Regions from separate parts of the Homo sapiens genome. Here region 1 is linked to region 2. Evidence: read pairs that join two places in POLR2A ChIA-PET (ENCODE). Cell type or tissue: Panc1. All regions are shown on one strand. Links, peaks and the distances in the headings refer to the core of each region. The heading gives the core; the rest is flanking DNA.

Evidence for each region. Peaks named below come from ENCODE experiments on the same cell type or tissue, not always from the same donor. Only the 100,000 strongest peaks of a DNase experiment are listed, where the experiment ranks them.
Region 1: POLR2A ChIA-PET joins it to region 2 with 6 read pairs; 2 of 35 experiments call an interaction of 5 or more read pairs at or near these places.

The regions. Positions count from the first base shown.
Region 1 is chr3:15,584,020-15,590,120 of GRCh38, reverse strand. It overlaps HACL1 (2-hydroxyacyl-CoA lyase 1), which reads left to right. Exons shown (of 17, transcript NM_012260.4): 5 at 509-581; 6 at 3,519-3,596; 7 at 4,779-4,873. Among named protein-coding and RNA genes, the nearest start is that of HACL1, 14 kb to the left of the region's middle. In Panc1, for the core only: no CTCF peak of the experiment used is centred there; no DNase peak of the experiment used is centred there.
Region 2 is chr3:15,707,456-15,713,556 of GRCh38, reverse strand. ANKRD28 (ankyrin repeat domain 28) reads left to right here. Exons shown (of 28, transcript NM_001349278.2): 10 at 1-30; 11 at 1,335-1,417; 12 at 2,283-2,346; 13 at 3,821-3,889; 14 at 5,493-5,633. It also overlaps a transcript of BTD not described here. Among named protein-coding and RNA genes, the nearest start is that of MIR3134, 13 kb to the right of the region's middle. In Panc1, for the core only: no CTCF peak of the experiment used is centred there; no DNase peak of the experiment used is centred there; H3K27ac peaks cover 1,623 bases.

The DNA.
Region 1 (6,101 bases), core at 694-5,693, 120 kb after region 2:
TGTCTTTTTCTGATATTAAGGAAAGTTCTCTCATATCAGGTTGCTTCTTAGATATTTTTTAATCTACAATTTCTTTCTTTTTTTTTGAGACAGAGTCTTGCTCTGTTGCCCAGGCTGGGGTGCAGTGGCACAATCTCGGCTCACTGTAACCTCTGCTTCCCAGGTTCAAGCAATTCTTCTACCTCAGCCTCCCAAGTAGCTGGGATTACAGGCGCCCACCAGCACGCCTGGCTAATTTTTGTATTTTTTGTAGAGCTGGGGTTTCACCATGTTGGCCATGCTGGTCTTGAACTCCTGATTTCAAGTGATCCACCCACCTTGGCCTCCCAAAGTGCTGGATTACAAGGGGTGAGCCACCTCACCCAGCCTTAATCTACAGTTTCTAAGAAAAAAATATAATATTCTCTCCCTTTAACATTTATTATTTGTTGTGAATTAGACACTGTGTTTAGTGTTTTACATGATGATCTAATTTGTAATTATCTTGTTAAAAAAATGATTGTTTCAGGCCCTTGCTTGTGATTGGTGGTTCCTCTGAAAGAAACCAAGAAACAATGGGAGCTTTCCAGGAGTTTCCTCAGGTATCCAACTTTAAGATTTTGGTTTTTTTTATTTTTAATTTTTGAAACAGGATCTTGCTTTGTTGTTGAGGCTGCAGTGCAGTGGTGCCATCTCAGCTCACTGCAGTCTTGACCTCCTGACCTCAAGCAATCTTCCCACCTCAGCCTCCCAAGCAGCTGGGACTACAGGTTCACACCACCATGCCTGGCTAATTTTTGAGTTTTTTGTAGAGACGAGGTTTCACCATGTTGCCCAGGCTGGTCTTGAACTCTTGAGCTCAAGCGATCCACCTGCCTCAGCTTTCCAAAGTGCTGGGATTACAAGCATGAGCCACCGCACTTGGCCTGCAACTCTTAAGATTTTAGTAACACAATACATACACACCATTAAGAGGTAGAGAGAAGATATAAAAAAGCCTCCTGTTTGCAAAATAAAATAAATAAATTAGAAGTACCTGAAGTAACTTAAAGGTAATTATCTTGAGCTACTATAAGACAACTTCAGGGTGGATATTAAGGGTGAGCTTAGGCCCTGCTTAGAAACAAGCTTTCAAGAAATACACCTTTGTGACAGGATTTTAAGCTCTGAAAATAGGCTCTTAAAGGAGTCAAGAAGATGTAGGAATAAAAATGATTTTGGACTATGCCTCCCAGACTTTAGGGAAATAAGAGGAAAAAACTTACTCAAAATGATTATCAGTAGACTCTGGACAAGTATATTTTTATTTTAGAAGGAGGAAAGAAAGCATGTCAAAATTAAAAGAAACTTGAAAGAATATGTCAACAAAATGCTACAGTTTTAAGAATAAAGCTGGACACGTGGTTCGTAACTGTATTCCTAGCTACTCAGCTACTAGGCTGAGGAGGGAGAATTGCTGGAGCCCAAATGTTTGAGACCAAACATATGTCTGTACAACATATTCAGGTCTTATCTCTGTCTTTCTTTCTTTCTTTTTTTTTTCTTTTTTGAGACAGGATATGGCTGTGTTGCCCAATCTGCAGTGCAGTGGCGCAGTCTTGGCTCACTGCAGCCTTTACCTCCTAGGCTTAAGCCATCCTCCCACCTCAGCCTCCTAAGTGGCTGGGACTATAGGCACACGCCACCATGCCCAGATAATTTTTGTACTTTTTGCAGAGACAGTGTTTTGCCATGGTGCCCAGGCTGGTCTTGAACTCCTGACCTCAAGTGATCCACCACCTTGGCCTCCCAAAGTACTGGGATTACAGGCGTGAGCCACCACACCCATCCAAGATACCGTGTCTTTAGAAAAAACAGTTGTTGGAAACAAATAGCTGAAAGTGAATGATTGACACTTAAGATATAAATATATTTGAGCATTTACAGGACAAAGTTAAAATCATTAGACAGCCGGGCATGGTGGCTCACCCCTGTAATCACAGCACTTTGGGAGCCCCAAGCGTGTAGATCACCTGAGGTCAGGAGTTTGAGACCAGCCTGGCCAACATGGTGAAACTCTGTCTCTACTAAAAATACAAAAATTAGCTGGGCTTGGTGGTGGGTGCCCGTAATCCTCGCTACTTGGGAGGCTGAGGCAGGAGAATCACTTGAACCCAGGAGGCAGAGGTTACAGTGAGCCGAGATCGTACCACTGTACTCCAGTCTGGGTGACAAGAGTGAAACTCCATCTCAAAAATAAATACATAAATAAAATCATTAGACAAAGTCTATTTGTAAATCAGAAATCATTACTGAGAACTTCAAAAAATAAAATTTCATATATGATAAACTAAAATACTGAACTCTAGTATAAGTTAATGCAAAAGTTATATTTTTATACTCTTAGAAGGGAATCGAAGTTTTATTTAGTTAATAGTAGACGATAACAGTTATTTAAAAGATGCTTATGTGTTTGGAAAATAAGTAGAGCAGATTAAGTTAATTAAAAGGAAATCTAAAGTTACTGCAGAAACTATATACGTGAAAAAGAAAACAGGATAAATGTCCACTACATATTTTTTTCCTGAAATGGAAAATAATAGTTTATTAGATCAAATTTAAAAACAGAAGAGAAAGAATCCAAGTATCTGGTTTTTGTGGAAGTCCTTAAAACTAAAGGGCATGAACATAGACTGAAAATCGGAGGGTGATCTTAATTTTGTCATGCCTGTGGGACTATCAGCTTTTCATAGATTTCATACTAAAACATCAAGAGAAACAGTTTCTATATAATGCCTCAAGATATATAGATCTGAGGCATTTTCCTGAAATGGAAAATAATAGTTTATTAGATCAAATTTAAAAACAGAAGAGAAAGAATCCAAGTATCTGGTTTTTGTGGAAGTCCTTAAAACTAAAGGGCATGAACATAGACTGAAAATCGGAGGGTGATCTTAATTTTGTCATGCCTGTGGGACTATCAGCTTTTCATAGATTTCATACTAAAACATCAAGAGAAACAGTTTCTATATAATGCCTCAAGATATATTAAACAGTGAAAAATTATCACTACTGAATTCATATATTCGAAACACCATAGCAAGAAAGTATATAAAAGGAACACTGGCAGAAATGTAAGAATAGATTATTATTATAACAAAATCTAACAGATGAAGTTTTATATTCTTATCTGTGAAATTGCTGGATCCAAAGATATGCTGATTTAAATTTTTTGTAGATTTTAACTTCCTTTCCCATTTATAGTCTCACCAGCAGTTTATAGAAGTGCCTATTTTCCTGTGTTGTGTTAGATGGTGGGTATTATCAGACTTTTGCATCTTTGCCAAAAGATTTTGCATCTTTGGTATGATACGCTTCCTGAATCATACCAAGGCAAAACTTTGTACTTTGAATAGGCTTTTAAGGGACAGTCTAGGCAATATATTTTCTCCATCTTGCCTCTAAACATAAAAGAAATTAATGACTTAACATTTTGTCTTCTTTCAGGAGAGTAACATGATTGTGAGCTGAATTTTAAGTGATTTTCATTTTCCATGTAGGTTGAAGCTTGTAGATTATATACCAAGTTCTCTGCCCGCCCAAGCAGCATAGAAGCTATTCCTTTTGTTATTGAAAAGGTACAGTATTTAATAACAAGCTCTCCAAGTCAACTGATTTTTCTCAGTTGCTCATACTTACTGTTATTTTTATTCTCAAAAGAATGAGTGACAATTAGGAACATACCCAGGCAGTTAAAAATGGCATTGTTAGAAAGCTATTTACATTTTAGTGTTCACTGTCATTACATTTAATTATAGAGAGGTAAAATAAGTTATTTTTGGAAAAAGTTTCTCCTGTGTTTTAGTTTTTAAAATTACCTTTTTAATTATACAAAAGTAAAGAGAAAGGTTTATAATGAACCCTTGAGTACCTTTTCTCTTGTGCTTTTGCAAAAGATTATTTTTGAAAATTGGGATTAAACCAAAACCCTCTAAGACCCTCCGTTAGTTAATTAATACAGCATACAGGTTGATTATTCCTTACCTGAAATGCTTTTCAGAAGTGTTTCTGACTGCAGATTTTTTCAGATTTTAGAATATTTGCATATATATAATGAGACATCTTGGGGATGTGACCCAAGTCTAAATATGAAATTCATTTATTTTTCATATGTACCTTATACACATAGTCTGATGATTATTTTTCCCTTGGGGATGCTGAATAAACTGTTTAGACACCTGCATTTTGACTGTGAGCTGTCACATGAGGTCAGATATGGAATTTTCCACCTGTATCATCTTCTTGGCACACACTAAGTTTCACATTTTGGAAGATTTTGGATTTTTGGATTACAGATACTCAACCTGTATTATAAATTATAATCAGCATTTATACGTGAAATTACATTTTAGCTGTTTCAAAACCAGGAGTTACAGAAACCATTTGATACGTGTAACAGCATCACAGTTTCTGAAAACACTGCCAGATTACTAAGATTAGGAAGCAGATGAAAGTACATATTACAGTGCAAAAACTTGGCAGGCAGAGCCGGGTGAATAATTTCCCAAGCTAAAGTGTAATAGAACATGAATTTTAAAGCCCTAAATGAATACTTTCTTATCTCTCTCCCTTTTAAACAAAAAATCTTTAAAAATGTAGTCAATAGAGGACATTTCGATTTTCATCATAATTATTTTTTTCTCCACAAGGATGTCCAGAAAAATGAAAAGTGTTCATTTTCCAGTTTTAAATTATCTTTGAGTAGAATATGATAAGACTGAGATTTTACAAATCTTTTCTTCTACTTGTAATGAACGTAGGCAGTGAGAAGCAGTATCTATGGTCGTCCAGGTGCTTGCTATGTTGACATACCAGCAGATTTTGTGAACCTTCAGGTGAATGTGAATTCTATAAAGTGAGTAATAGTTATGCTGGAATTCTTTCTTCAATGTACATGTATTATCATAATGCCTACCTTTTTAGAAGAATTTACCCAGCAGTTTATAAGTTAATTTCCATTTGTCTTAACTTGATTATTTAGTAATTAAACTGAATCCTAGCCAAAGGGTTAATTTTCTTAATTAAAATGATATTAGTAGTTATTTATGGATTTAATTACTAAACCAAATACTTAGAACTTCCTGAACTCCTCGTTGAAAATATTCCTCCAGTAACCATAAATATACATCCCTCGTTAATGTAATATGGGTCCTTGAGAATCTTTATAATGTAAGCCAAGAGGTTGGGTGATTATTAAAAAGTATTAGGACTCAGGATAAAAAACATCTAGCTGTCTCTCTCTGTGGTTAACAAATATTCCAGTATAGAGGTTTCTATGATTTCTCATATTCTCATATTTCTTAAATAAACACTAAGTGAAAAGAAGTACAAAAAGCATTTTTCACTGGTATCTAAATCATCCCCTGATAGAGATAGGTACTTAGGGTTAAAGCATCATGGGTACTGTTTAGTGCGTTTCTGCTGTTGTGGACCAAATGGTTCTCTAGTGACTACAGAGAGTCAGTGGGTCTTACTGTATACTCTGTGTACCAAAGAGTGATTTTTTTTTCAATTTGAGACTGAGTCTCTCCCTGTTGCCCGGGCTGGAGTGCAGTGGCACTATCTCAGCTCACTGCAACCTCTGCCTCCTGGGTTCAAGCGATTCTCCTGCCTCAGCCTCCCAAGTAGCTGGGATTACAGGCGCCCGCCACCATGCTTGGCTAATTTTTGTATTTTTAGTAGAGACAGGGTTCCATCATGTTGGCCAGGCTGGTCTCGAACTCCTGACCTTGTGATCCACCAACCTCGGCCTCACAAAGTGCTGGGATTACAGGCATGAGCCACCGTGCCCAGCCAGGAGTGATTTTTTATTTCGGAGAGTCAGATAAAAAAGACACTTGTTTATTCTGCCTAATACCTGAACATGATAATCAAAATACTACTAAGGGGAGGAGGGTAAGCTCAGGTAAGTTAACTCTGTAAGCCTTCTTCTAAATTTTATACAGATTGTCCTTTTTTATTATATGTCTAAATATTTTGACAATATGTCTAAATTTTATACAGTATAATTTATATTAATTAGAATAAATGAAATAGCACAGGACTTGGTGTCCAGAAATACTTAACTGTGACAGTTTGAATAT
Region 2 (6,101 bases), core at 313-5,312:
TCTTATTACAAGTGGTGCTGACACTGCAAAGTAAGTACTTACCGAGGTGTTGATAACTGATACAGGCAAGCACAAAGGGAAGTGAACTGCAGTTTTCTAGACATTTCACGTGGAAATGTGGATTTTATCCTCAATGTTGTATTAATTGCTTGAACTTTCTTTTGTATTGACAAAGTGGTAGGTTAAAATGTTTAAATACAATTTTATTTGGTAAGCCAGTGTATTTTTATGTATGTTACCCCAGTTCTTTCTCACTTTGAGTAATAACGCAGTTTTGATCAGAGCTGTTAATTTTTGTGATCTCTTTATTTTTAACCTAGAAGTACTTAAAAGTCCCAGAAAGCTGTATGTGCCAGATGCTTTTTTTTAATCCAAATACTATCTGTAGATAATACTTTTCAGGCTGTGCTGTGCCAAGCTCAGGGATTCCTTGGAATCCTACGAAGGAGTTCTTACCCCCACCCCCATTTTGGTCAGAACAGTTTGCTTGTATTTATTTTATAAATTAAAGTTCCCATTGTAATATTTTGTTTGAAAGATGAGTCCTCCTGCTAATGCTCTGCAAGAAACACCATACTTAAATTTATGTTTATCATTCTTTGTATCACATTTACATGTGTTCATTAACAAGTTTTAAATCTTTTTTACTTTCTGTAATGGTATGGTACTGCACCTATCTGTTTTGTAACTTTTTCCAAAAAAATTACATGAGCTTATTAATTTAGCCATCTAGATAGAAATTTAGGCCTTCTTTCACATCTGTACAAGTTGCTCTAGTTCATTTATTTTATAGAATTATTGTATAAAGATTTCACAATATATTCATTCTCCTTATTTGCAAATACAAGTTGCTTACAGTTTTTCACTATTACAGAATTACTACAATAAATATTCTTGAACATGTTGCATTATGGAAATGTTTCAATGGTGGGGTGACAGGGTAGTGAATTTTGCTCCCTAAGCAAATGTCCAGATACATTTTTGGTTGTCACAATTTGGGGAGGAAGGTGTTAATGTTAATGACATCCATTGGGTAGAGCCCAGGGATGCTGCTGAACAGCCTGTAAGCCTGTATGCACAGAATGGCTTCTCACGTTTCCCCAGCAAAGTCCATAATGACAGTAGTGCTGAAGGTGAGAAACCTGACTTTTGGAGAAAAATAGCTGGCTAATAAGTTATGCCCACCATCAAACTTTAACCAAATTACTCTCCGAAGTGTTAGACATTTTGGCTCTTAGTTATCTTTCACTTAAGTGGTCTCTTTGTAATGTATTTAACTGATTGTATTTTTCTTGTGTTAAAATGAAGATACTGTCCTGTTCTATTAACTTTAGGCGTGGCATACATGGAATGTTCCCCCTCCATTTGGCAGCCTTAAGCGGCTTTTCAGATTGCTGCAGAAAACTTCTTTCTTCAGGTAAGTGTAACCTTTGCAGCCTTTTGTATGTCTCCTCAAACCCCTCAAAATTTTTAGATGGTCTCTATCCTGCTTTTTAAAAATTAATGCAGATGGGTCCAGTATGGATAATTTAATAACCCCTTTTAGAACGTGTTGGGTTCAGGTCTGGCGTGGTGGCTCATGCCTGTAATCCCAGCACTTTGGGAGGCCGAGACAGGCAGATCACTTGAGGTCAGGAGTTCAAGACCAGCATGGCCAACATGGTGAAAGCCCATCTCTACTAAAAAAAAAATACAAAAAAAAATTAGCTGGGCGTGGTGGTGAGCACCTGTAATCCCAGCTACTTGGGAGGCTGAGGCAGGAGAATCGCTTGAACCCAGGAGGCAGAGGTTGCAGTAAGCCGAGATTGTGCCACTGCACACTAGCCTAGGAGACAGAGCGAGACTCTGTCTCAAAAAAAAAAAATACAGAAAACCTCTTCATCCCCTGTTAAAGAAAGACCATTAGCAGTTAATCTCCATTTCTTTCTTCCCTCAGCCCTAGGCAACCACTAATCTACTTTTCATCTCTATAAAATTTGCCTGTTCTGAACAGTTCCTATAAATGGACTCACCCAACATGTGATCTTCTGTGACTGGCTTGTTTCACTTAATATAATGTTCTCAAGGGTTATTCATGGAACAGTATCAGTACTTTATTTCTTTTTATTGCTAAATAATACTCCATTGTATCCTATTGCCTTTTAAACAGGCACTCTAGCACTTAAGAACCCATAGTTTTGTTTGGGATTGGAGGGGAGGATGTGATTCTTGATGTTTCATGACACAATTCTTTAGTGTAAAATAATATGTCTGTTATAAATAAGATGTATTCATTCTTGTAGGATTTGATATAGATACCCCAGATGATTTTGGCAGGACTTGTCTACATGCAGCTGCAGCTGGAGGGTATGTTAATAGTATTTTTATTTCTTTAAGAAAAGATAGCTGGTCATGGCAGGTTTTCTCTTATCTTTGTTCTTTTTTATTAATTCTGGGCTGCCAGAAAATAGAAAACAAAACAGGAGTTGTTTGGGAAAAAAAAGTCCAGGGTGGCAGAATACTTTTTTTCATCTTATTCCAGCCAAGTTGTAGGTTATGAGTGAGAGAGAGAGAGAGAATAAACCTACAAAAGGAAATACTGCCTTCTGTAAAAGAACATAATTTCTGGATAAGTAAAACTATTTCTTTAAAAAGTATGTTCTCAAATGAGAACATCAAAATACTGGGAATATTCTGAATAATACAAGTACTCTTTAAGTAGATTTGTTAATTTTTTTTTCCCCCAGGAAAAAAATGTTCATTTTGTGCTGTGTCTTACCTCTACTAGGAAGAGGAAAGTTTGAGATTGGAAGATTTTGGACTAAGTTTTAAATAGTACCACCAGGGAAAAATTAGGCAGTTGGTTCATACGAGCAACAAACTTCAGCTAAAACTCATGGCCTCTGGAACATGCTTCTTATCTAATGCTTCTGATAATTTAGATCTGTGATAAGCCATTTAATTCATGATTTCTCAAAAGGACATTTTGCAAAAACGTTATTCTCAATGATAATTTCTTAAAAATTTTCAGTGATTTCAGAGGACGAGTACGTTGAACCAAGAGTACACCAGCACAGTCTAAGTTGTAGAGATGGATTGTGAGCATGTGACTGGTTTTCTTGTTCTTCCAAGGTCGCCAGAGAACCTTCCAGTTAAAACCTAACTTCCACGTAACTTGCCTACAGAGAGAGGGACAACAGACTTGAGTGTCTGATCACTTGACAGTTACAGTTTTCATTGTAACATAGTAATTTGATGTTGAGGTTTATACAGTTAAATTACAGAAATACTTAAGTTATATCCTTTCCTCCAGTATTAACTAAAGATACATATATGTAAACAGTCATAGTATAGGAGAAGATAAGGGAAAGCTGACAGGACTCATGCAGTGGCTCACAGCTGTAAGCTTAACTACTCAGGAGGCTGAGACTTGGAGGATCGCTTATATCCAGGAGTTGGAGGCTGCCGTTAGCTATGGTTGCATCACTGGACTCTAGCCTAAACTATAGAGTGAGGCTCTGTTTCAAGAAAAAAAAAAAAACCTATAAGCAAGTTGTTTCCTAAAGCCTCCTCAGAATCTCTTTTGCAAATGTGATCTTCCTTTTAAACAATGACAACATGAATCGTGTGTTATTTCCTCAGTGTGCCAATATGTAAGTATATAACTTTCTAAATTCTAGATAAGATGAATTTCAATGTTTTATTCTTCATAGAATGTAAATCATCATTTTTGTCACATTTATCTTCATATAAAAACATGCTTTCATGCTTCTTTAAACCTACCAATTTCATTATAAAATCACTGTCAATTAAGTTTTCTAACTGTATTTTCTCTCAATAGGAATTTGGAGTGCCTAAACCTTCTGCTGAATACTGGTGCAGACTTTAATAAAAAGGACAAATTTGGGAGGTAGGGTATGATACAGTTTCTTTATGGAGCCTATTTTTACTTAATAACTTGATTGACCTTCTAACTGGCTTCTGAAAATTAACTGAACAATTTAGCATCTTGTACACTGATCATGATTCATTGAGAGTCCCAGCTGAAGTCAGTAACTTCCAAATATTCGTTCTCACCCACAGTTTTCTTCTTGAGTCCCTACCACAGCCCTAGCCTACCAACCACAGCCTTGGCCTTATAAATGCCTCTATACTTGCTATCACTTCCCCCCCTCCAAAAATTATGACTATGGAAATGTAAAGCCCCATAGAACCTATGTTTTTTCAAGAAACTCACAATACCTAGAAAATAATGATACAGTTCTCCTTTCTCCAAGTCATTTCTTGGTGAGGGATTCTACTGCCCATATCTTGTTCCAGAGCAGTAGTAAGAGGGAGGAAATAGGTTATAAATATATATGTGTAATTTTTCTTTCTCCTCTTCTATATAAATCTCTCACACACATATATCCACACATCCCACTAAGTATTTCACAACAGGAAGGCAGCTGTGAAATGACAGTCTTTGTAGTCATTCAGCAGGCCTCATTGTTGAGTATTTGTGGTAGCAGTATTTAAAACTACTGTTAAGTTACTTAGAGTAGGAATTGACACAGAGTGCATTAGAACCATACAGGAAAGAATTGAAGGCAGTTGGAATTGGTTTGAAAGAGATGACAGTATAAGCAAAACTGTGTGTGTCAACAGTTTGAGAATTATACATAGCAAAGTGTATGAGAAGGAAGGGTGTATGTCAGAAGAAAATGTGTGAATATATGTCAATGCATGTGATAGAACCAGTGCAGAAGAGAAGTAAAAAGAATTATGCATGGTAGGAAATCAGAAATGAATAGAAGAAAATAAAAACTATTTGACACCATAATTACTTTGAAGAACAGATTGCTCTCATAAGCCTACTTAATGGAAAGAACTAATGACCCACAAAAATAAAAAAATCACTTTGGCTTTGGAATGCAATATTTTTATAGCTAATTTGCTTTTATAATTATACTTTAATCCAGTTTATATTAATTTTTAGTACTTCAGGCATTCTATACTACAAATAACAGAGAGGGCTTCTGAAAAATGCTTTGAGTTGAGAGGGTTGAAAGTAATTCAGGGTTAATTACATTTTTTTTAATGTTTCTTCTATTTTTTTCTCTTACCTTTTGTTCTTCTTCTGAGACATGAATAGAAATTGCTACCTCTGTACTGTGGAACATTTTTATTAATGTAGGGGAAACTTTCCTAAAATGAAAGTTTTCACATTTCTGAGCAGAATATGAAGGTTATTTGAAAGTCACTCAAAGGACTGGGACTGGGATTGCTGCTACTGCCTGGAGGCGATGAAATAACTGCATTTTCATCTTATTTCATATACTTAAAGGTTCTCTGCCACCTTGCTTTCTTCTTCTAGCTTTATGTCCAGTCCTCCGCAAGACTTAGTATATGGTAGTCTAAGTCTCACTGTAAATAAAGTATTTGTAACTGGGAGGAGTAAGAGTCAACTATGCTTTTGTTTACTAGTTATGTCTCTGGCTTTTATCTTTCTTGTATTAACTTGGACCCAAAAGATCTCCACTGCACTACGCTGCTGCCAACTGCAATTACCAGTGCCTGTTTGCTCTTGTGGGATCAGGAGCAAGTGTGAATGACCTTGATGAAAGAGGCTGCACACCCCTGCACTATGCAGCTACATCAGACACAGATGGCAAGTAAGTACCATAGGAGTGAGAGTGGAGGATCAATATTTCTATAAACTGGCATCTTCCATATGGATGTTTTTGTTGCAAATTTGTGTTTCCTCTTTGTATTTTTTGTTGATTATCTTTGCCCTAAGTCTATTTTGGGAAATAGATTGGTTTCATAGTTATTGATAAATCATAGTTATTACTACCTATTCTCAGCACCAGCCTTACTAGCTGATCTGGTGGAAGAAAGATAAAGGTCCCTTCTTGTCCTATCTGCCAAAAGAGCATCTTAATATCACTTTTATGTTTTTTTCCACCTGACTTCTTAGAGGCTACAGCCGTGACTATATCATGGGGAAAGGGAGAGAGGAGATATATGAGTAATGTCATCAGAAGATTGGGTAGAGGTTGGAATACAAGTATCCTTCAGAGGTAGACAGTTCAGATTTGCAAGGAACCCTTGTAAATTGGTGTCCAAAAGGTAGTAATTGA